Linked DNA regions of Homo sapiens: all the other regions are linked to region 1. A link is a contact called in ENCODE Hi-C or POLR2A ChIA-PET data. All regions are on one chromosome and are shown on one strand. Each heading gives the region's core, a stretch centred on a gene start or an enhancer-like site at or near the end of the contact. The rest is flanking DNA. Distances are from core to core; before and after follow the strand shown. Region 1 holds the start of BRD10 (bromodomain containing 10). Region 2 holds the start of AK3 (adenylate kinase 3). Region 3 holds the start of JAK2 (Janus kinase 2).

Evidence for each region. Hi-C counts contacts between places; a loop is a spot of excess contacts on that map. ChIA-PET counts read pairs that join two places held with the same protein, here RNA polymerase II (POLR2A). Pooled maps may share reads with other maps.
Region 2: a loop to region 1 is called in a map of B cell, with 7 times the contacts of the local background. The contact joins the promoter of AK3 here to the promoter of BRD10 in region 1. A Hi-C loop is called at or near these places in 3 of 168 maps with a recorded cell type or tissue (B cell and naive thymus-derived CD4-positive, alpha-beta T cell), 1 of 37 single-sample maps with no recorded cell type and 11 of 50 pooled maps. POLR2A ChIA-PET finds 5 or more read pairs at or near these places in 2 of 52 experiments (OCI-LY7 and naive thymus-derived CD8-positive, alpha-beta T cell).
Region 3: a map of B cell shows a loop between it and region 1 (9-fold over the local background). The contact joins the promoter of JAK2 here to the promoter of BRD10 in region 1. A Hi-C loop is called at or near these places in 5 of 168 maps with a recorded cell type or tissue (B cell, CD4-positive, alpha-beta memory T cell, CD8-positive, alpha-beta T cell and 1 more), 3 of 37 single-sample maps with no recorded cell type and 22 of 50 pooled maps.

What each region holds. Positions count from the first base shown.
Region 1 is chr9:6,005,656-6,010,634 of GRCh38, reverse strand. BRD10 (bromodomain containing 10) reads left to right here and starts at 2,153. Exons shown (of 8, transcript NM_001017969.3): 1 at 2,153-3,440. The coding sequence starts at 2,848. It overlaps MIR4665 (microRNA 4665), which reads right to left and starts at 2,809; the gene lies at 2,731-2,809. RefSeq lists silencers at 2,086-2,605, 2,656-2,885, 3,076-3,235, 3,626-3,685 and enhancers at 2,123-2,622, 2,623-3,124, 3,256-3,485.
Region 2 is chr9:4,739,952-4,742,451 of GRCh38, reverse strand. AK3 (adenylate kinase 3) reads left to right here and starts at 1,250. Exons shown (of 5, transcript NM_016282.4): 1 at 1,250-1,515. The coding sequence starts at 1,365. RefSeq lists silencers at 861-1,350, 1,581-1,720.
Region 3 is chr9:4,982,959-4,987,937 of GRCh38, reverse strand. JAK2 (Janus kinase 2) reads right to left here and starts at 2,666. Exons shown (of 25, transcript NM_004972.4): 1 at 2,308-2,666; 2 at 1,916-1,998. RefSeq lists enhancers at 1,864-1,913, 2,714-2,853, 2,782-3,615 and silencers at 2,244-2,573, 2,964-3,043, 3,084-3,133, 4,584-4,713.

The DNA.
Region 1 (4,979 bases), core at 904-3,403:
TGTAGTTTTGCTCTTGTTGCCCAAGCTGGAGTGCAATGGCACGATCTCGGCTCACTGCAACCTCCGCCTCCCAGGTTCAAGCAATTCTGCCTCAGCTTCCCGAGTAGCTGGGATTACAGGTGCGCACCACCACTCCCAGCTAATTTTTTGTATTCTTAGTAGAAACGGGGTTTCACCATGTTAGCCAGGCTGGTCTAGAACTCCTGACCTCAGGTGATCTGTCCACCTCAGCCTCCCAAAGTGCAGGGATTACAGGTGTCAGCCACCGTGCCCAGCCCATATTTCTTGTGTAATAGAGTTTCTTTTTTAAGATCAAGGACCCGATCCTACTTTCATTATAGTTAAGTTGCTATCATCTTGACCTCTTCATAACCTAGAGTTGAGGTTCCTTCTACTCACCCACACCTTTCTCTTTTATATAATCTTAATTAAGAAACCCTTTATCAACATTTCTAGCAATTCCCTACACTTTTATGTATGAGGAATTAGAAATTCTGCCAGATGACTTGGAATTAGGCACCTGGAGTTTTTGAAGTATGACAGACCTAGATTTTAACTTTGTTTAACAACTTTCTTAAACTAAGAGGCAGTTTCCTCATCTGAAAAATAAGGTTAATACCTAGCTGATAGGCTTGTTGTGAGATTAAAGGAGACAATGAATATAAAGTGCTTAGTGGCACAGGGTTCAATAATGTAAGCTAATATTGTCCAAGAGTCATGAAATAGAGCTGATGACTAAAGAGGAGTAGAGGATGTTTGCTTGGGTACGTTGGGCTTCAGATTCCTGGGCTTTGTCGAAAGAAAGGAGGAATGTCTAGTCAGACACACGTTTTGGTTGCCAGGTGCTGAAGTAAGACTGATCCCTGCATTTTTCTTTCTGTGAGCTGAGGTTCTGTGGACTCTTCAGAGTCCACAGACTCTTCTCTGAGGGGAGAGAACCCTGTAAATGCGTTATATATTACAAATGTCTGATGAGAGGAGACCTCGAATACTAGATAAAAGGTATGTGTGGAGGACAGTGTGAATACCCTAACAGAGCGTTCCCGCTTCACTATTTTACTTAAGAGTGATACTTAACTTACTGGACAAAAACAGCTTTGAGGTTAAAAAAAAATTTTATCACTGCTTTAAAGTTCACATTAATGAGAAGTAAACAATTGCAAGAGTCAGAGTATCCTAATCATTTAGTTATACACATTTTACTTTTAAAATGCATGATTTCTGTAATTTTGTTTTTGTGTTTAGGTAATTCTAGGTTTTAACGAGGGTTCTGTGTACCTAGAAAAAATAATATGTGCGTCTTTCAAATAGAACATGAGGAAATAGTAGTATTTGCTTTATGGAACCATGAATTCCTACCTCCCAACTAATTTTAAGTAACATGTAAACCAATGTGAATGATGAGTCCACTTTTTAGTCATTAAACAGTAATTGTAAAATGTAGTGAGATTATCAGCCCATGCAAACAACTGTTTAATGCTGTACAACTCAGACATGAACTATTTTGACTGTTTTCAGTCCCAAGAATTTGTTTAAATGAGGTTCCATTCTCTTTATTCTTAACAGATCTCAAGAATCGGGAGGGTGGAAATTTGTAACTGAAAACATGGAATTAGTTCCAAAATATGAATTGATGTTAAGAGCTGGGGTTCTAAAAATCACTTCCTTTTCTTCTGCATGTGAACGTATGGTCGAGTCCTTAAACTTTCTTTCTAAACTTCTCAAAATTCTGGTTATATATAGAAGACCCGCAGTCACAAGGGAGAAAGGGTGGGAACAGAATGTAAATTTTATAGTAGAGAAGATTTACATTTTGCGCTTTCTCACTATTCATTTGCCATTAACAAAGGTTATCTAGCAACTTTAATTTTAGTTTGGGGGGCTAACACGGGTCTTGCAAAAGAAGTTTCCTCTTGAAGCACTTGCTTTAAAAAAAGCCTTTTGGCCACCTTCCCAGGCGGTAGCGAATTAAGCTGCGCAGGCGCCTTGCTTCCCCCTCCATCAACATGTTCGATTGGCCTACGATTGATTACATCATTGGTCCGCGCAACCCTAGCAGGCTTCTGGGCCTGTAGCTGAGCCGAAGCTCTTCCTTTTGCGTAGCGGGGCGGGGCACGATGGTGGCGGGGGGGGAGGGGGGAATTGTTCTACTACGCATGCGCACCGGGGATGGCGACAGGGCCTCTTTCTTTGCTTCTCTCCACAGCTCTTCCCAGCCGGGGGGCTGAGTGCCCTCCCCCTTCTCTCCCTGCCCCTCCCCTTTCTCCCCCCTCACCGCCCAGCGGGGCTTCTAACTGACAGTTGTCGCCGGGCCCCGTCCGTGCACCGCCTCCTTCTGCCCGTGTCCCCCGCAGGTAGAGGGGGGCGGGAGGGGGTGTGAGGGAGAGGAGGAGCCGGAGCCGCCGCTGCGGCCCCCTCCGGGGAGGGGAGAGGAGAACCCCCTTCCTCCTCGCCCCCTCCCAGCCCCCCGCTGGCCCGGGAGGGGGTGGGGCGCCGAGGCCGCGGCGACCCGGCAGGGCCTGGCCGGTGAAGAGCAGGCGGGCGGGGTGCGGAGGGGTGAGGCCGGCGAGGGCCGTGCGCGCGCCGCCGCCGGGGGGGAGGGGAGAGGAGGGCACCTAGGCTCTCCTCTTCTCTCCCCCCTCCTCGCGCGCCATGTAACCCCGCCCCGCCGGCGGTGAGCTCAAGACCCCCGCGCGCACCGAGCCGAGCCGGCGGCTGAGGAGAGCCAGGCCCGATGTGGCGGGGGCTACGCGCCGCGGCCGAGCCGTGAGGAAGCGGCTCGCGCTCACGCGTCCCCCAGCACCTCGAGCGGCTGTTCCACACCGCCCAGCCTAGGCCTGCCGGGGCATGAGTGTGCCCGGGACGCCGGGAGCGATGGAGCCGGCTGGGGAGGAAGAGCGGCCGCCACCGGCGGCCGAAGGAGAGGACGACGAGGAGGAGGTGGCAGCGGCGGCCCAGACCTCAGGGCCGGCCCACGGAAGGAGTGCCTCCTCGCTGGAGGACGCGGACGATCAGGAGGAAGAGATGGAGGCGATGGTGATCGGAGGCGGTTGCTGCAAGGAGCAGGAGCTGACCTACGAGCTACAGCAGGGCTACCGCATCCTGGGCGAGTTCCTGCAGGAGAAGCACCGGGGCCTCACCGCCCCCTTTCTGCAGCCCTTGGGGGGCGTTGCCACCGCGGAGGAGGAGGTGGCGGAAGGGCCGCGCAGCGGGGGCCGGGGCGGTCGCGCCTTCCCGCAGCAGCCCGGACAGGGCATGTGTCTGCTGCAGATGGAAGAGAAGTTCGCCAGCGGCCAGTACGGGGGCATCACCGAGTTCGTGGCGGACTTCAGGTTGATGCTGGAGACGTGCTACCGCCTGCACGGAGTGGACCACTGGATCTCCAAACAGGGCCAGAAGCTGGAGATGATGCTGGAGCAGAAGTTAGCGCTTCTCTCTCGGTAAGCGAGCCCGGTCCCCGGTGGGACTGACAGACTGACACAAACACACACTCACACGTGCCCGAGGATGGGCTGGGCCAGGGGCCTGGGGGCGGCGCTGATAGGTGCTGAGTCGGTGCTGGAGAAGCCCGGGAGGAGGAGCGGCGCTGGGCGGGGACCGGAGGGGTGTGGTGGGTGTGGGCCGAACCCGGCTTGCGCGTAGACTGAGAAGGAAACCCGAGTCTGCAGCGCTGAAGAGCTGGGTATAGTTTGCAGATGTAAAATGGAATGGGTCCCGTAGGAAGAATTGCACGTGTAGGCAGAGGAACAGTTTTTGTGGGATGGAAGTTGGACCTGCAACTTTTAGACAGTTTTAGCATGACATTTAAAACAGCGTTTAGGATGAAATATCTCTAGAAAAATAATTTTGGCTTATGTAAAAAGGTGTCTTAAACCATTAAAAAATAATTTTATCATTTACTACCCATGTCGGTCATCGAAGATTTATGGAGTGTTACTAAATGGTTAATGGTTACTTTTGCATACTACTGATCTTTTCTCTCCGTTTCATCTGAGGACACCCAATTTTTGCAATAATAGGGAATGCATCAACACACATTTTTTAAAGTTTATACATTTATGTTTATTCTACCAGAAATCATAGGCAAGTCAGATGATACTGTGCTCTTGGTATCCGCCACCCATATATCCAATTATTTAACACAAGAGGAGGATACTAAAATGAATGTATTGTTTTATAATAATTGTATAGTCTGTGTCAGCCAAGTTAATTTCTAAAGTTTAAATTTTTCGGGAGTGGAAAAATTCAATGTTTTTGGTATTGGTAGTTGAAGTGGAATAGTAGTTTGACTGTTTACTATTAGAGTGAATTTAAGTTGAGCAAGTCACTTAACCTTTTTGGCCTCAGTTTCCTCATCTATCAAGCGGGGATAATAATAGTACTTCTCTCATAGAGTTGCTTTGAGGATTTAATGAGTTAATAAATGTGAAATCAACAGTGCTGCTCCCATAGTTAGCCAAGTATAAGTGTTAGCCATTTTAATGTAAGTAGTAGCAGTCGTTGAATAATATGAGTGTATACTTCATATCTGAAACGGCATTATACTTGTGCTCTTACAGAATAGCTCCTAGAAATTGTGTTAATTTTTTGGTTCTTGATTTGTCACTGTAATTTAAAAGTAACCTTTGTCATTGGCTTCCCATATGCCATTTTCAAGACTAACGGTGATTTTTTTCACCAAAAACAGTTAACATAGTGCCTGTCTTCGTTAAGTGAGCTCTCTTTAAGGAACCTCTTCTTGAATCCTTTCATAGAGTAGGATTATTTAGTAATAGAATAATTATTCACATATTTGCTTTGTAAATTACTTTTAATACTTTAGTAATTTTGTATTTCTGTAGTGTGTTTGTTACCCTTGTCTCCACAGTGCATTATTGCTGTGACTCACATAAAAAACAATCCATTCACGTTATTATTTTGAAGTTATGAAGTATCCTCCTGATTGATGTCACAAGATTTTAGACCTGGAAGAACCTTAG
Region 2 (2,500 bases), core at 1-2,500, 1.3 Mb after region 1:
ATCAGTTCTGGACCTCTGAGGAGAATGGTAACTGTGTTTTATTTTCAGAGAGCCTTCTTTCTGCCTTAGCATAGTGTCCGGGACAAAGCAATGATGATAAATGGACAACCATTATTGAACATTGACCCCGTAGCTGGCATTGCACTAAGTACTACATTATTTTAACTCCTCCATTCTACTCCTCTATGCCCATTTTACAGGCAAAATGATACTCACTCGAACGTTTTTGTCCTCTGTTTCCATTCTTGAAACATGCCAAACCTCCAGTTTTAGGGCCTTTTCCTAAAACTGGACATAGGAAGGGCCCATGTCTCTCTCTTCCATATTCTAATTAAGCACTCAGCACACATGCCATCTCTTCAAAGCTTTTCCGACCGCCTATCTACAACAGCCTGCCTCCACAGTTTCACACACTCTTTTACGTTATTTATAAAAGAGTCTCACTCAATGGAAGCTGGATTTCCTCTCCTGTAAAATGAGGTAGGCCCTCTCGGCTCAAGGTCACTCCCTGTGATTCTACACAGAGAGGGAGTGGGAAGAGAGGGCGCTCGGCAGCAGAGGAGGAGGAGGAAGGAGGGAAGGGCGAAGGCGGGAGTGGGTGCAGAAGCGGGGGGTCTGGCGGTCCAGGGGGGTAGAAGGGAGGGGCGGATTCGAGTGGGCGCCAGGTGGAGGTGGGGCCAGGGTTGTCAAGGGAGCACGAAAGGGGTCGCGGTGTGTCCGGCAAGGACTGGGTAGGGCAGCGCCTGCTATGGACTAGGGGCGAGGGCTACGAAAGGGTTGTTGGAGGGGTGGATGCGGGTGGATCCCGAAACCAAGCGGCTCCGAGGGGCGACTAGAGGTGGGGAGGGGGCGCGCAGGAGTTGCCAAGGTCGGACAGAGGGGAGCGCGGTCTATCCGGCTGGGAATGGGCCGGACAGGGCGCGGGGTTCCGGGGTCGCGGAGAGGCGCGGAGGTAGATCTGAGCCGAGTGGAGGGCGCGTGGGGGTGGGTGCAGAGGGGCGCCGAAGGGATCCGGGCCCAGCGGCCGGTGGAGAGGGGCCGCGGAGAGGCGCAGGTGGGAGCTGGGCGGCCGAGCGAGCGCAGAGGGGGCGCGGCTTGCGCGGCTTGCGCGGCTGGGCGGGAACAGGCGCTCGGTCGGGGGCGGGGGGTGCGCCGGGGTAGCCGAGAGGCGGACGCAACAGCGGGGTCCCGCGCTGTCTGGGCGGCCCCAGGGGCTGTCGGCTCACTTCCGGGAACGCCGGGGAACCGCAGTAGCCGCCTGCTAGTGGCGCTGCTAGCCGGCCGGCGCAGGCTGCCGAGCGGGTGAGCGCGCAGGCCAGGCCAAAGCCCTGGTACCCGCGCGGTGCGGGCCTCAGTCTGCGGCCATGGGGGCGTCCGCGCGGCTGCTGCGAGCGGTGATCATGGGGGCCCCGGGCTCGGGCAAGGGCACCGTGTCGTCGCGCATCACTACACACTTCGAGCTGAAGCACCTCTCCAGCGGGGACCTGCTCCGGGACAACATGCTGCGGGGCACAGGTGGGAGCTCTGGGCCCAGGGCCGGCCGTGCGCTGTCACCCGGGTCGGACTTCGCGGGCGAGGGGCCGAAGCTGGGCACGCGGGTCCCTGGCTGCGGGCGCGGCATTTCCCTCCCGCCGCCCGGGACAGAGACCTCGGGCTGCTGAGCGACTGCGCCCCAAAACCTCCGGCCTCCGTGGGCCGCTTCGGGCGGGTTATGGGGTGGCGGTGGGGGAAGGGACTGGAAAGTTAGGTCGAGCTCGAAGTTCAGAGATGAAAGGAAACCACCGGGCTTTGTTTCAGAGGCCCAAGTCCTCCCAGTGGCAGCCACTCTTGGGGGTCCATCGAGCTGAGCCGCAGCTTGTTCAACGTGCTGGTGCCTTTGGAAGACTGTCATTAGCCCTGCTAGAGTCTGCTCGTTCTGTTTTGTTTTCTTTGTTTCTTTCTTTTCTCTTTCTTTTTTGGTGTGGTTAAGCTCTATGAGATCTTGTAGTTCTGACCTTTCCCCCATATTCCCAAGGCCAAGTATTATTTACCCTTGTTGCAGTCATAAAATTATCTCATTTTGATATCCTTAGATTTCGTAGACACGAAGGCTATTCTTGTGCATGGTTCTATAAAATATTTTGTTTCTCATGCCAAATAAATTCTTACAGCTCGGCACGAAAGGCAGTTAACAATCTACACTATACAATGGGTGAATTTGTGGTATGTAAATTCTCTCTTAAGAGGGTTGTTTTTGAAAAGCCAATCGCAGGAGTTTTTTTCTCAAAAAATGTTGACCTTACTTTTCAAAATAGAACCCGTTTTGAAACTCATTTTGAAACCCATTTACATAGAAATAATGCTTCCACAAGGCCTTTTTCTTTTGTTTTCCTTCTTTTTTTTTTTTTTTTTGTAAGGATAGCAAACAGGATAGACGTGCATAGCATAAAAAACAACGCCCTCTTTCGTTCCCTACCTCAGTCCCATTCTTCGGAGGGGAACAGAGTTTTCCTTCTAGAAA
Region 3 (4,979 bases), core at 1,417-3,916, 1.0 Mb after region 1:
ATCACCTTATGCAGTCATTCTGCCCTTCTCTGAATCTCCTTTGCCTCCCAGCCGTGATAGTAGCCAAGACTTTTATGACAGCCAGGCAGTTTACCACTTTGCATGTGTCTTACTCACTTCTCACAACAATCTTATAAGAAAGTGAAGCTAAAAGAGTCGTAAATAATATAACTCTTTTTTTCTTTCTTTTTTTTTTTTTTTTTAGACAGAGTCTTGCTGTGTTGCCCAGCCTGGAGTGCAGTGGTGAGATCTCGGCTCACTGCAACCACCACTTCCCAGGTTCAAGCAATTCTCCTGCCTCACCCTCCCGAGTAGCTGGGATTACAGGTGTGCACCACCACGCCCGGCTAATTTTTGTATTTTTAGTAGAGATGGGGTTTCACCATGTTGGCCAGGCTGGTCTCAAGCTCCTCACCTCAAGTGATCCTCCTTCCTCAGCCTCCCAAAGTGCTGGGATTACAGGCGTGAGCCACCATGACCAGCCGTAAATAATGCAACTCTTAAGTGGCAAGAACACCAGGATTCAAATCCAGATCTCACTCCAAAGCCAATGCACTTTCCTATTCTGCCTCAAAAGCATCCCACCTTTCAGTAATAGCCAGGTGAAAGAGAAACAATGTCATATTCCCTTCCCATATCTGAGACACCTGTCTCAAATCACCAAAGGCACACACACACAAAATTCCCTAATGAGTCCCTAAAACTGCTATAAATTGCAAATACAGGATATTCAGTTAGAGCAAAAACAAGCATGGTGTGCTCTTCTGGCCAGCAAGTACTGCAGCTTTCCTATTCAGGTAAATACATGTACTATTAAGGCAAGTGCTGGATACATCCAGTCTGTACATACGTTACACACCAACAGACAAATGCATGTACAAGCAAATAATTCTCACACTTAAAGTGGTATAAGGTGAGGCGGATGGGGGAAGGGAGGCCAAAAATTGATTATTCATCTTCAAATGTTCTGGGTGTTATATCAAAATACAAGCTGATCATCCCTTATCTGAAAAGCTGCAAAATCTGAAACATTTTGAGCACCAACATGATGCTACAAGGGGAAAATTCCCCGCATAGGTACTTAATACAAACTTTGTTTCATGCACAGACGTATTAAAAATATTGCAAATGACTTAGTGGCTGTGTGAATAAGGTCTATATGAAACAAACGAATTTCGTATTTACACTTGGGTCCCATCCTCAAGATGTCTGATTTTGTATATGCAAACATTCCAAAATTTTTAAAAAAAATCCAAAACACTTTTGGTCCCAAGCATTCTGGAGAAGGGATACAAAATCTTTATTTGCAGTAGCCCAACAACTCACTGTACAAACTTATTATGAAACCAAAAGCAATCATTTCCCTTATTCCCACTTCCAGTTTCCTTCTCCATACTCAGCCGCTCCTACCCTTTCATTCAGAGAAATGGAGTTTCTCCTAACAGATTAGTAATTACTGGAAAACAAACTGGGTAAATTCAACCGACACAGCAAGCTTAGGCAGATAAAACCATGAGGAAACATTCAATGTGGTAGCAGAAACCCCAGCAAGAATAGCTAACGTGTTCTCCCAAAAGCTATCTCTTATTGCTTGGAAATACTCCTCTTTAAAGGATTAAGAATCTCTGGCTGCTTAAGAAGAAAGGGTAATGGACAACGTTTTTCGTTTCTCTGCAAAGTCACGTTATGTGTAAAGCCAACAAAAAAATGTTTCTTAAAGGATCCAAGACGAACAACAAAACACCCCAAAATTACTCTCCCAGATCAACATTAAAAGTTTAGCACTGACATTTTCAGAAGAGTAAGCAACAATGAGCCCTGCCTCTCTTCACACGCTTCCAACCTTCCCTACGCACGCACTCCCAGCTCCAGACACCTTCGCCTTTACTGCAGCGATAAAGGACAGCACACCCACCGTCGCGGGAGGAGGAGGAAGAGCCTCTTTTTCTGCAGAAGAGAAACAGTTCACATCTTGTTCCTGTTGCCTGCTTCTGAAACCTAAAAACAGAAGCAGCAGTTAACTACTACCACATAAATCCAGGGGAAACAAATGCTTTTTCTAGGCTGTTTAAGTGTCTAGAAAATTTTAAAAAGGAATAAGGAGGCGGGAGCGAGGGAATTATAAGACACAAATGGAAGCAAATATCACCAGCAAGACTCGTTCTAGGTGTCGTCTTAAAGAGGAAGATTTTTCTGGCTCAGAAGTTTGCTGCCACTAGCAGGGGGCAGGCGGGACCAAAAGGTAGGAAGGGGGTGGAGAGACAGCTGCTGCCCCCCACCCAGAAGCCAGGCAGAGATAACACCCACCGGCTACACAGATCGGGCGACCAGAGCGCGCCCTCGAGCCCGCAGGGGCGGCTCCTACCCGGCGGGTCAAGGTCTGCGAAGCCCCGGGACGGGCACGGCTCTGAACGACCTCCAGGCTGGGCCCTCGGGGGCCCTCCAGTGTGGGCTCAGCTCCCACTCACATCCCTCGGCAGCGAGGACCAGGCCTCTCCCTGCGCCGCAGCAGCCCTCAGCCCCGACGCGCGCCGCAAGCCCGGGCCGAGGGGCCCGACCGGCCGAGAAGCCGAAGTGGCGACGCGAACACCCAAGCGAGCCGGGCGCCGGCCCAGCCTGTCAGCGCCGAGGGAGGCCGTTAGCGGCGTCCGCTGCTGCCCCCTTCTGCTCCTCTTCCTCTCTCCTTCCTGCAGCCCCACACCACTCCCACTTCGGGCAGCCGGGAAGCCCGTCACAGTTGTCTCCACCCTCTCCGGGGCCACACCGTCTTCTCAACGCCGCGGGCGACACTGGCTTCGCCGCCCTGCTAGCTTCGAACTCAGCCTCCCGGTTGGCCTGCAGTCTCCCCGAATGGCAGGAGACCGGGCCGGATAGAGGCTGGGGGAGAGCCGGACGCGCGTCCTGCAGTGCGCGTGCGCCGCTCGGTGCTGGTCGCGGGACCGGCAGGCGCGGGCCACGCAGGGCAGCTGCCTCTCGGGAAGCCGGCGAGCGCGCGTGGAGATTCCTGGGACGGCCCCTGGGCGTGAGCGCGCAAGGAAGTTAAGGCGGCGGCGCCTCGCGAAACGCTGGTGCCCGGCTGGAGCTAGGCGCCAGCGCTGGGCCCGGCCCTCACTAGATGGGCGGGTGTGTGTGTGGCCGCCGCCCTCCAGGGAAGCGGCCGGGAGTGACTCACCCTGGCTGGCTCCCCAGCGCGCAGCCTGCACTGGAGGAGGCCGGGCTGCCTCCGCGCGGAGACTCCCCTCCCGCACACTTCTCCGCTTTCGGCTTTTCCTTCCACCTCCCGGGTACAGCAGACCCGTCCTTCCCCAGTCCAGGCTGCTAGGCCGAGGGGAAGTGGCGCCGGGGGCCGGGGACAACGCGCTCACACACGCTGTTTCGTGGCAATGCGCCCTCGAGAGCCTGACTCCCATCAGCCACCTTGGCTGGAAAGGGGTGAGGGTGGGATGAAGCGCCCAGCCGCCTGCGGGTTGGCAACAAGGCCTAGCGAATGTTTCTCCTAGAGGAGAAACAACTTTACCGGCGTGGCCTGGTGTAGCCCGGGAGAGGGTGGAGACAACGGCTGTGACGGGCTTCCCGGCTGCCAAAGGGCCTCATTCATTCATTCAAATATTTACTGAGTGTCTACTAGGTGCCGGGCTGTAGGTCCCCAGAGATACCAGGTGAACACGACCCCACACACTCCTTGCCCTACTGGATTGTATTCTGATGGAAGCGACAAAACAACAAACAACGCTTTAAATGCATAATGTGCGGGGTGTGTAATTGCCACTAAGAAAATGCATAGTTTTCTGCTGCCATATACATAATAACAAAGAAAAGGAGTAGAAAGTGAGGAGGGGGTGTGCTATTTTACGGTGGCCAGGAACGATTTCCTAGAATAAGTGACATTTGAGCAGAGATCTGAAGGATGAGAATGAACCAGTCCCATGACTATCTGGGAAAAGAATTTCAGGCAGAGGGACTCCTGAAGGCAAAGACCTTGAGAAGGGAAAGTGTTTGGCAAGTTCAAGGATCAGGAAAGAGGTCACTGTGGCTGGAGGACACGGAAGGAGGGGGCAGTGGTAAGAGGTGAGGCCAAAGAAGTAGCCTGGCACCAGATCGTGTAGGGATTTTTTTCAAGTATTAGCCCTCTTTCTGTCAACCTAAATGAAGTGACGCATTCATAGCTCCTGTTTCCCCATACACAACTGATGCTGCTCTTCAGGTCTGTCTTGCACTTAATGGTTTCTTTAAATAAACCTCACCAAAGCAACTCCTGCATTTCTTCTTACATAAGACCCATTGCAAAAGGTCTTTAAGCAAATGATAGCAGCATAGGAAATTACTTGAATTCACCCTGAATCTTTTAAATAATGAACTAGAGCTGTATAAGAGGGAGGGATTTACAGGAAAATTGCATTCCTACGGCTACTGCTTCATAGGTAATATATGGGCAAAGTTAGTAAGAATTTCTAATTATTAATTGTGACTCAATGGCTTAGAATATCAAGGCCGCAATTACAAACAGTGACTACCAAAAGAGTTCCTTTTTTCCTGCAAACAAAAACTGCTACTGAGGTAAAAGCTAGAACACAGACCCACATAATGAAGAAGAGCTAAAGATGAGCTTAACGTCATGGGTAAATGAAAAGCATCACAACTGTGGAAATGGAAATGTGATATTTTGTGAGGGGAAGAAAATGCTTGTTTTAGAACTCTGAAACAGTATTACTTTCATTATAAGTGATGTTTCTATATTTTGCAGTGATATACTTATGTAACTAGGCATGGTATCTCTTACTGTCCACAGCCTGTTTGCAGGGAGAAGCCATTTGAAATTGGTGAATTGCAGGGAGAAGCCATTTGGAAGTGGTGAATATTGAGGATATTTTTGTGGGGGAGCAGGTTATTTTCTTAATATTAGAGATGTGGGTATGGAAGACAAGGTGGACAAGGGGTATATTATTCATAAGCCTATAGAATTGAGAAATCTTCTGTCT